Linked DNA regions of Homo sapiens: region 2 is linked to region 1. The links are chromatin contacts, found by Hi-C or POLR2A ChIA-PET in ENCODE. All regions are on one chromosome and are shown on one strand. Each heading gives the region's core, a stretch centred on a gene start or an enhancer-like site at or near the end of the contact. The rest is flanking DNA. Distances are from core to core; before and after follow the strand shown. Region 1 holds the start of TMEM14B-DT (TMEM14B divergent transcript). Region 2 holds the start of LOC105374928 (a long non-coding RNA gene).

Evidence for each region. A loop is a pair of places that touch in the nucleus more often than their neighbours do. ChIA-PET counts read pairs that join two places held with the same protein, here RNA polymerase II (POLR2A). Pooled maps may share reads with other maps.
Region 2: a pooled map shows a loop between it and region 1 (1.8-fold over the local background). The contact joins the enhancer-like site here to the promoter of TMEM14B-DT in region 1. A Hi-C loop is called at or near these places in 1 of 50 pooled maps. POLR2A ChIA-PET finds 5 or more read pairs at or near these places in 2 of 52 experiments (OCI-LY7 and activated CD8-positive, alpha-beta T cell).

The regions. Positions count from the first base shown.
Region 1 is chr6:10,744,061-10,749,224 of GRCh38, reverse strand. TMEM14B-DT (TMEM14B divergent transcript) reads left to right here and starts at 1,641. Exons shown (of 2, transcript NR_187231.1): 1 at 1,641-1,764; 2 at 4,911-5,164. It overlaps TMEM14B (transmembrane protein 14B), which reads right to left and starts at 1,420. Exons shown (of 6, transcript NM_030969.5): 1 at 1,344-1,420; 2 at 1-23. RefSeq lists silencers at 1,391-1,450, 1,406-1,626, 1,461-1,690 and an enhancer at 1,811-1,860.
Region 2 is chr6:11,412,013-11,417,866 of GRCh38, reverse strand. It overlaps LOC105374928 (a long non-coding RNA gene), which reads right to left and starts at 504. Exons shown (of 5, transcript NR_187824.1): 1 at 288-504. It overlaps LOC105374929 (a long non-coding RNA gene), which reads right to left and starts at 248. Exons shown (of 3, transcript XR_926485.3): 1 at 51-248. Within about 2 kb of position 3,971, at least 3 of the 41 ENCODE cell types and tissues checked have a DNase peak (open chromatin) inside an H3K27ac peak, as active enhancers do.

The DNA of each region.
Region 1 (5,164 bases), core at 392-2,891:
AGGAGACTACCCCAGGCCTGCATCTGGGGAAAACAAGCCGGATCAGCAGTGGTTAAAAGCACAGCTCCCCAGCAGTCAGAAAGAAGTGTGTCCAACCTGCAGGCTATGCAACCTAAGTCTCAGTATCCTTCACTGTACCATGAGGATAACACTGGTACCAATTTCCTGGGGGTGTTGTGAGCATTCAATGGATGTCACATGTAAAGGTGCTTAGCACCTAGTAAACCCTGAACAGATGCCGATCATTTCACATAGGTCCACAGGAAACTCAGCAAGATCCACTGACCAGCTCTATAATCAGGGAATGTGTTAGTCATTTCATTAAGCACTCACATTATCACTAAATCGGAAAGCAAATACTCCCGTGCCCTTAATCCAACTACTTTAATGTCTCTTTTGAGGGGTGGTAGGGATGTTGCTTTTCTTCACTGATGCAACAGCCAATTTCAATACTCAATTTTTTTTTTTAGAAACTTCTGCATCCAACTCACAGTTCTCGTTAGGAGGGCAGAAGGGGAGGGTAAAATACACGGAAACTCAAGTCAGAATCACATGTGACATTGCACCCTTGGAAAAACAGCTCCTATTTTCTTACAGAAAAGTATTCTGTATGCAGTGAACCTAACAAGATGGAAAGCAATGCATACGCCGTTTATTCTGTTTAAAGAATTAGGCCAGGCAAAGTGGCTCACGCCTGTAATCCCAGTACTTTGGGAGGCCCAGGCAGGCGGATTACCTGAGGTTAGGAGTTCGAGAACAGCTTGGTCAACATGGTGAAACCCATATTCTATTAAAACACACACACACACACACAAATCGGGCATGATGGCATGCACCTGTAATCCCAGCTACTTGGGAGGCTGAGGTGGGAGGATGGCTTGAGCCCAGGAGGCAGAGGCTGCAATAAGACATATTCAGGCTACTGCACTCCAGGCTGGGCGACACAGCGAGAACCCCTCCCCACCCCCCAAAAAAAGAAAGAATTAATTTCCCATAAAACGGGGAAGGGCAGCGGGCTTGGGATCTTGCCCACAGTTCTTAACTCGAGGCGGCACTGAGTAAGGGAGGCTTTTAAAGAGCTGGAGCAACAAAACCACCAGGAAACGAGGCAACACTATGCTACAAGGGTAAGCCTTTGCCTCAGGAGCTCAGGTGCTCCGAGCATCCACAGCCTCTTTTAAGACAAGCAGAAAATACCCAAGGAGAAAAGCACCGACCACACGGCATAAAGGCCCGCTGAATCGGGGGGACGAAAAGCAGACGGCCGTGAAACTCCTAAATAATCCCTAAAAGTTAAAAGTGGCAGAAAATAAAAACAATACTCTCCAAAGACCTGCACCGACCTGCCGAAGGCCCGCGGAGTCCACTACGGAGCGCAAGCCGCGGGACACAGCAGCCAGGTCTCTCCGGAAACGCGATTGCGTGCGCGCTGCGCCCCGGGGCCGCGGCAGGGCGGGGAGAAAGGCGGGACGTCGTGGCGCGTGCGCAGTGTCCTTGGAGAGAGGTGAGCGGAGAATGGGGACAGTGGGGGCGGGGCTTGAGCCGCGGATTACCAGCACGCGCCCTGCATCCCGGGGGCGGGGAGTGAGGCGGGGCATCGCGGCTAGCGCCGTTGGCGGGGAACCGGGCGGGGAATCTCTGTGCTTCCTCAGTCCCCAGGCCCAGCACCTGCAGGGCCGACCAGCTCCAGTCCCAGGTCCAATCCTGAGTGGCCAAAAGCCGGAAACCCGGAGTTGGAATTGGATCTTGCACAAGCTGGACCACGTAAGCTGGGCCAGGCCAGAGGTGGAGGCCACCGCTGCGGGAGGAGGGCATCTGATGATTTTGAAGGACCCCATTAATAGAGGGTATAAACCAGGTGCGGGCCATCAGGGAGGATTGTCACTCTGGCCCGATCTTGTTTGTTTACACCAGGAAGGGCCTGCCTTCCACCTGCAAGAAAATATGGCAGCTGCAGAATAATGTGGCGCAATGCCAAATATCCGTTTGTTTTAGGGAGTGAGGCTACTTGAGAAGCATCTTAAATGGGGAGAGAGAGCAAGTTAAATCTGATTTCCACGCAGCTCTGTGGATTCCGAATGTCCACAGTATGATGTTATCTCCATTCCCACTTCCGAGCCGCTCCTCTTCTGTGTTTCCTGCACCACCATTCGCTCAGTTGCTCTACACTAAAATTTGCTGTCATCGTTGACTTCTCCCTCTCCTTCATCCCCTACAAGTATCAACATAGACAACTCCGATCAATATAATCATCAGTGAATAAAGCAAATTGCAGCGCATATTCTTAAAGACAAACTTTCCACTTGCAGCAGCACCTACCTTCCAGATAGCTAAATTGAAGCCCGTGTTTATCATAGCTGCTTCTAACCAGCCAGAGCTGATAATAACTAAGAACTTGCAGGAATTGCAGTATGCCAGACCTTCAATTTAATTGAAGACTTTCCTGAACAATTAATGAGACTTGTCTTAACCAGCAGGGAATGGCTTTAGGGACTCATTCTTCCCTATGCAGGTGCAAGCCTCAAACCTTAATTAGGATCATCCACCATGATCCTCGAGCCCTTCCCCACCTTATACTTGAAGAGGCTGAACCTCAGAGAATTAAATTACCTACAGTCCTGGTCACTGGTAGAGCTATTATTTAAAGTAAGGTCTAATGTCAAAGCCTGCGTCCTTAATTCTACCATATGCTGCTTCTTGCAGTGTCGTTCCTCAACCAGAACACATAGCTCTTCTGTGTAGGTAAAGTCCATCAAAACATGTCATAAAATAAATTAAAGAAATTGGTTTCTGCTCTATTTCAATTAGTACCAGAGTAAAACAATCAATGATTTGTGTTTGGGAATATTTCTAGTTGGCATTAACGTTGTTAGGAGATAGCTTAGCTCTTCACTGGGGGCCCACTGAATTATCGGAACCCTGGAACACAAATGTGTCAAAAGGGTGTAATCAAAATTATGTCAGGGAATGTTAAGTTTCTAGTCTTTGGTCACTGAGGCCTATCAGTAGGTTTGGGTGTTTTGTTTTGTTTTTCCCACAAAGAGGCTTTGAGTAAGAATTGTGTCTGGTAGACAAACACAGGTACACACACAGGTGTGTACTCACACAGCAAGAGCAGTAGAGATCATCTCCCACAACACAAGAGCTCATGAAGAAAGGGAATTGAGCTTCAATGTAAGCATTAGTTTAGCATTTTTGGAGCCTGAATGTGTTGACTTTACAAATTAAGAAGTCCCTGAACAAAAACGTCAAAAACAAATCCCAAGTTGCAGTCTGCCCAGGTAATTCATGTCTATCAAGTGTCTACAATACCAATTTCTACATCTTTGGGAGTATTTTATAGGTTTGTTTGAAGAGCAAGGTCAATAACTCTTTCCCCAAGAAATAAATGAAATCATAAAAAAAAAACCGCCTATTTTCTTAACCTAACCTATCTGCCATCTACTTCTGGATCATATTCATTGGAGCCATAAAAATATTAGCAGAAGCATATGCAGTTCTTATTATCTGCCACTGTTGGAAGCGCTTTACATATGTTAACTAACTTACACTTCATACCAACTCTGTGCAGTGACGACTATGATTATCTCCTGCTTTACACATGGAAGAAATTGAGGCACAGACTACAAGGTCACACAGCAAATGGCAGAGCTGTCCTAACTCTGCATTTGTTTCTTGCAGTGAAGAGTCTTTTTTCTGTCTCTTAGTCTGTTCTCAACACAGTGACCAGAGCACTTGGGTTAGAAGTCTGACTGTGCCATTTCTCTCCCCAAAACCCTCTGGTGGCACCCCTTTTCTCAGGCAGTGCTTTGCAAAGCCCCACACATCCTCCTCCCTGACATCAGCATCTTCTCTTTCCCCCTCACTTGTGTTTCCTTCTTGCCCTCAGCTGCTTCATCTGCCTGGAACGCCTCCCCAGACAATCTCCTGGTTCACGCCCTCTCCTCCTTTCTGTCTTTACGCAAATGTCACTTCTCAGAGAGACCTTCCCTAATCACCTGATTTAAAACTTCAACTCATCTGCATTTCCCCCGACAGCATCTTTCCTTCCATGACAATTCCCTGCTAACCTGCTCTGTAACTGGCTTAATCATCGTAGAGCCTACCTCCCCCTTTTTTGCATGTTTGTTTCATGGGAGTGATGATATTTATGCAGCATTTAGCACAGTGCCTGGCCCATAACCAGTACTCAGTAAACATGTGTTGAATGGACAAGTAGATGTGGAGTGAGAAATGAGAGGGGTGGTCGGCAGACAGGAGAACAAAGGCCACATGTACAGTTTGCCCTGGCTGTACCCTGGCTCTGGTTCTTCCTGCCTTGGCCTCAGCCAGATACACCTGTGTCCTTCTCATGTACTTACCCCCACGTCCTCTGTTGAAGCTTAGGACATCCAGAGTTGCATTTGTTTCTTGCAGTGAAGAGTCTTTTAAAATCTGAAATAGGCTGTGAGCGGTGGCTCACGCCTGTAATCCCATCACTTTGGGAGGCTGAGGCACATGGATCACCTGAGGTCAGGAGTTCGAGACTAGCCTGGCCAACATGGTGAAACGCTGTCTCTACTAACAATACAAAAAAAAAAAAATAGCCGGGTGTGATGGTGCACGCCTGTAATCCCAGCTACTCAGGAGGCTGAGATGGAAGAATCGCTTGAACCTAGGAGGCAGAGGTTGTAGTAAGCCGAGATCACTCTACTGCACTCCAGCCTGGGTGACAGAGGGAGACTCCATTTCCAAAAAAAAGAAAAGAAAAATGAAAAATTGAGTTGACATCATGGGCCCTGTGTCATTCAAAAACTCAACATTTCACTAATCAGTCAAGCTGCCCATGACTGCCCCAGGCCATTGCATTCAATATGTTAATTTATTTACCAAAGCTGTGTCTTTCAGAAGGGTTGTGTTTTTCCTTTTAGCCCTCAGAATCTAGGATAGCACCTGGCACACATGGTGAGCACTCACTTCATGGCTGTCGGATAAACAATGGAGCAAGGAAGGTGGAGATGGATGCTTACACATGGGGAATTGTATCAGGAAGGAGTGTATGTGTGATTAAAACCTGTTCTACATAAATAGAAAAGTTGATCATTCAACACATGGACGGCTAAGACTATATGCAGACTATCCATTCTCAGGAAGAAAAGGGAAGCAATCTACCTGACTTCCCCAA
Region 2 (5,854 bases), core at 2,722-5,221, 670 kb before region 1:
AAAAATAACAAAATAAAGGACTTGGAGGATAAACGAAAGATCTGACTTACACACGGCTAACAGAATTTCCAAAAAGGTAGAAAGGCAATATTTGAAGAGGTATTTGCTGATGCTTTTCCAGAGGTGAAGACGAGTCTTCAGAGCAAAGTCCAAGCACCCAGAGGTATAGATGGTAATTGTACAAGATAATATATGTAGTGAAACTAGAAATCATTGAAAACAAATAGAGAGGGAAACCCTTCAAAGCTACTAGACATAAAAAGACAGGTTACTTACAAAGGACTTACAGTTAAACTGACAGCAACTGTAGTTACCAGTGAGAGGTGACAATGTACTAGCAGCCCTCGTTTGCTCTTGGCGTCTCCTCGGCCTCAGCGTCCACTCCAGCCGCCCTTGAGGAGCCCTTCAGCTCGCCACTGCACTGAGGGAGCCCCTCTCTGGGCCAGCTGAGGCCGGAGCCGGCTCCCTCTGCTTGCGGCGAAGTGTGGAGGGAGAGGCGCGGGCGGGAACCGGGGCTGCGGCACGGCGCTCACGGGCCAGCGCGAGTTCCGGGTGGGCGTGGGCTCTGCAGGCCCCGCACTCAAGAGCGGCCGGTCGGCGCTGCAGGTGCTGGGCAGTGAGGGACTTAGCACCTGGACCAGCAGCTGTGGAGAGTGCTCCGGGTCCCCAAACACTGCTGGCCCACCCGCGCCACGCTCGAATTCTCACCGGGTTTCAGCCGCCTCCCAGAGGGGCAGGGCTCGGGGCCTGCAGCCCGCCATTCCCGAGCCCCCCCCATGGTGGGCTCCCGCGCGGCCCGAGCCTCCGCAACGGGCACCGCCCCCTGCTCCGTGGCGCCGGGTCCCACTGACCGCCCAAGGGCTGAGAAGCGCAGGTGCGGTGCGGCAGTGGTAGGCAGCTGCGCCCGTGACCCGGCCAAGGGATCCACTAGGTGGAGCCTAGGCAAAGCCAGTTGGGCTCTTGAGTCAAGTCCTGACTTGAAAAACTTTCATGTCTAGCTGGAGGATTGTATATGCACCAATCAGCACTCTGTGTCTAGCTAATCTGGTGGAGACTTGGAGAACTTTTGTGTCTACCTAACGGATTGTAAATGCACCAATCAGCACTCTGTGTCTAGCTCAATGTTCGTAAATGCACCAATCAATGCTCTGTGTCTAGCTAATCTAGTAGGGACTTGGAGAACTTTTGTGTTTAGCTAAAGGATTGTAAACGCACCAATCAGCACTCTGTGTCTAGCTCAGGGATTGTAAATGCACCAATCAGCACCCTGTCAAAACAGACCAATCAGCTCTCTGTAAAATGGGCCAATCAGCAGGATGTGGGTGGGGCCAAAGAAGGGAATAAAAGCAGGCTGCTCCAGCCCGGCAGTGGCAATTTGGTTGGGTGTGCTTGTACTCTGTGTAAGCTTTGTTTTTTGGTTCTTTAAAATAAATCTTGATGTTGTTGATTCTTTGGGTCAGCATTGCACTGCTCTTGTGAGCTGTAACAGTCACTGCAAAGGTCTGTAGTTTCACTCTTGAAGCCAGCAAGACCGTGAAAGGGTAATGAACAACTCCAGACACATCACCTTAAGAGCTATAACACTCATCAGGAAGGTATGCAGTTTAACTCTTGAAGCCAGCAAGACCACGAACCCACCAGAAGGAAAAAACCCTGAACCTGTCTGAACAGCTGAAGGAACAAACTCCAGACCCACAACCTTTAAGAACTGTAACACTCACTGCAAGGGTTTGCGGCTTTACCCTTTAAGTTAGGGAGACCAAGAACCCACTGATTTCAGTCACCAGAGGATTTCAGGAAAGAATCATGCTCAAAATGTTCAGTAAAATTAACTCAGACTAAAGTTTTATTCCCCAACTATGATTTAAAAAATGAGAAGAAATAGGCCAGGTGGGGTGGCTCACACCTGTAATCCCATCAGTTTGGGATGCTGAGGTGGGGTGGATCATAAGGTTGGGAGATTGAGACCGTACTGGCTAATACGGAGGAAACCTGTGTCTACTAAAAATACAAAAAATGAGCTGGGGGTGGTGGCACGTGCCTGTAGTCCCATCTACGCAGGAGGCTGAGGCAGGAGCATCGCTTGAACTTGGGAGGCAGAGGTTGCAGTGAACCGAGACCACAGCAGTGCACTCCAGCCTGGGCAACAGAGTGAGACTCCATCTCAAAAAAAAAAAAAAAAAAAAAAGACAAAGGCAACTTTAGACCTTTAGACTCTTAAAGAGCCTAGAGAGTTTACCATTAATTGATGCTCATGAGCACAAATATTAAAGGATATATTTAAGCAAAAAGAAAAGTCGACCCAGAGGGAAGGCACATAGGATACAAGAAAGAGTGGTAAACACAATATTAACAAATTGTCGGTTTATTAATTTAATGTTGACAATTTTAAAAGCTAGTTTAGCAATTTTGGGAAATCTTTAAAATCTCTAGGAGGTAGTTATTTAATAGGTAGTTAAATATACCCAGGGGTTTTGTAACATTCAGGAATTTTCTCAATAAATTTAGATGTTAGGAAAAATATTATAGTTGAAGATTAGAGATGGTAATTGAAATACCTTAAAATGATAGAAATGCTTCCAAGCCAACAGTGGGGGGTAATATTCATGAAGGATATTATTAAAAAACAGCTTTATCCAAAAGAAGGCATGGAAATACATTTTTTAAATCCAATAAAAATGGATAGTAAAAGGAAAATAGGGTAGTAGAAATAAATGCAAATATATCAGTGATTATGACAGTGAAAATGAATTAAATGCATCTGATAAATGACAGAAACTAACAGATAGAGCTTTGTAAGCTAGCTAGTTGATGTCTATAAGAAACACTAAAAATCTCCAGCACAATCAGACAGAAAGATTGAAAGTAATGGGAAAAGTGAAAACTTGCAATTAATAATTGTTAAATAAGTAGAAGGCCATTAGCCTGAGGCTGTGTTGATTCTTTGAATTCCTACATAACAAACTGCAACCTAACTTAGTGCGTAAACAAACTGAAACTTAATTTAGGAGTTCAACAAATAGCTGAGTTTCAGCCAATCACAGGCAGCCAACTCATTATGCCATGCCCAAACAGGAAAGTGCCACATCACACCAGGTTCAAATAAAGTTGAAGTTTACCTGTAACCAATCAGGTGATTTCTCTACTTTGCTTCTGTGTTCAGCCTGTAAAAGCTTGCTGCTTGCATTGCTAGGCAGAGCTCTCTGAACCCCTTCTGGCTTGAATGCTTCCTGATTCATGAATCTTTCTTTGCTCAAATAAAGTCTGCCAAATTTAATTAGTCTAAAGTTTTTATTTTAACATAAGCAAAGAAATTTTGTGTAACAATATCAGTATTAGACAAAATAGAATTTCAGACATAATGCATTAGTAAGAGTAAAGATAAGTACACATGGTAACAAAAATTGAAATTCACTAAGAGATAGGAAACACAAACATATCTGGAAAACTTTTGACATGTCTTCTTAGGTAACTCATGAGGACAAAAAGGGAAATCACAGTAAATGTTGCAAAATATTCAAATACCTACGTATTTTAAGCCTATGATTTTAGGGACATAGACATTTATGACAGAATTAAAAAATATTTACAACAGAATAAAAGTACTACCTATAAAAATGTTAGCTGTAAGTGCTTCTTAAAGGTAAACATGTAATTTTAATTAAATTAATTAATAAAGTAAATATAATTAAGTTTAAGAAAGAGCAATCTAAAGAAGTTTTAAGAAAGCAGAAATTAATAATATAGAAACAAGAGAAGCAGTAGAGAGGATGAAAAGAATCAATACCTGTTTTTTAAATGACTTCACAAAAATATAATTCACATACTAGTTCGCTCATTTAAAGTGAACAATTCAGTGATTTTTAGTATATTCACATAATTACACAACCTTACCACAATCTAATTATAGAATATGTTCATCACCCCAAAAAGAAACCCTGAGCTTCTCCTAGAAATCACTAGGCAATTAGTCACTACCTAGAGGTCACTAGGCAACCACTAATCTTTCTTTTTCCTTACACATATAGTAATAAAAATTAACAACAACAACAAAAACTTTTCACAATGAAAAGCCCAGGTGCAAGTGGCTTCACTGGTGAATTCTACCAAACATTTAAAGAAGAATGCCAACCCTTCGTAAACTTTTCCAAAAAATAAAAGATGAGAGGCTTTCTTCTATAAGACCAGTATTACCTGACACCAAAACCAAAGATATCGAAAGAAAGGAAAACTACATGCAAACTCTGTAATGTGACAAGAAATTTTGGCATCATTCAGCCTCAAAAGTCAATTCTGTCATCCAGCAGTAAGAAAGTTGACCATGAAGAACGTGCATTATATGCACGCGTCTAAGACTTCTTAATGGCGGCAAGTTTGATTTGCCCACATTGACATAGATGGGTGCATGCCCACAAGAGGGAGCCTCCAAAAATGGCAGCTGGACTTAGATTCCATGACACTATATATTCCATTCCTATTTGCACACATAGCATGTTAAAGTTTGGAAGCTCCTCCCCTTTGAAGGAAATGCACTAGTTTCATGAACGAGAGCAAGGCCACCCCATGAATAACTGTTGAACTAAGCTGTCAGGATGTATTCATTTTCACTCTCAGAGATGCTTTCCTCATTATCACCCACAGCAACTCAGTCCCCTGAGCTTTCCTCTCCACTCCTTGTCAAAGTCTCTGAGAATGTTCATTTACATTAAAGTATAATGAATAACAATACAAAAAAATATTTCAGTCAGATTATGTGCATTTCACCAAAGATTTGAGCTTAAAGCTGAAGACTGGACATTGATCTGTTATCAGACAATTTTTAAAAATTATTTTTTGGTAGAATAGAGTCTTGCTATGATGCCCAGGCTGTTCTCAAACTCCTGGACTCAAGTAATCCTCCCTTTTCAGCCTCCCAAAATGCTGGGATTACAGGCATGAGCCACCATGCCCCTCCTGTCATCAGACAAGTTGATAAGGACAAATTTAAGGGGAAAAACCTTGTGAGTACAGACAGCCTCTGATTTTCCTAGTACCTAAAAACAGTACATTTACCAAGAATCTACTTTAACTCTGATGCCAAATTCTAGGAAACTGGAAACAAAGAAGTAAGCACTCTTGGTATGCCTATTTGCATATAGCGCCTGAAATTTGTCCAGCTATACATAGAAGAGGTTCTGTAAGCAAAAAAGGTACACAAAGAAAACATATTTATCCGCAAGTCATGTTTTCTAGATGAATCTTGTGTTTCGTCCCAAAGATATATATTTAATGAAGATTATTGAAAACCTTTGTAGATGCAGTCTCAGAAATATGTATAAATGACTTTAAAACTCCTGTTAATTTCCATAACACGTGACTCTCAAACAGACCTTTATACTCCTTTAAGGATTTAAAAGACATTTCTAGTATCTGATAAACAGTCACTTTAAATCACAAGTATTTACCACTATAATCACGGGGGAATGTGTGGCTCAGCCTCTGAAAGCCCCATTTCCCTCCTTTGCCCCTGAGATTAAGAGCATCCAAAAGACAGGTATTGTGTTTGCTCTGGGACCATGCAGTCCCTTAATTCCCATTGGCACCATCTGGACTAATTCCATTTTAAGACCAACTAGGTGGGGTCTCTAATCACTGGCAGATCTCTTATCACCAAGTCAGATCTCTGCAACTACCAATGGCTTAATCCTTCTTCCCTTGCAATGCCATATAAAGTGTTAGTCCTCGGCTGTTCTAGTAGAAAAATAGCAGAAGGCTGCAGTGTAGGAAATCTGATGAAACACAGAGTGACCTCATGAGTTAAAAATGGGGACAACCAAAAAACAAAATGAATGGTGGAAAGAACTTAAGTTTCTAT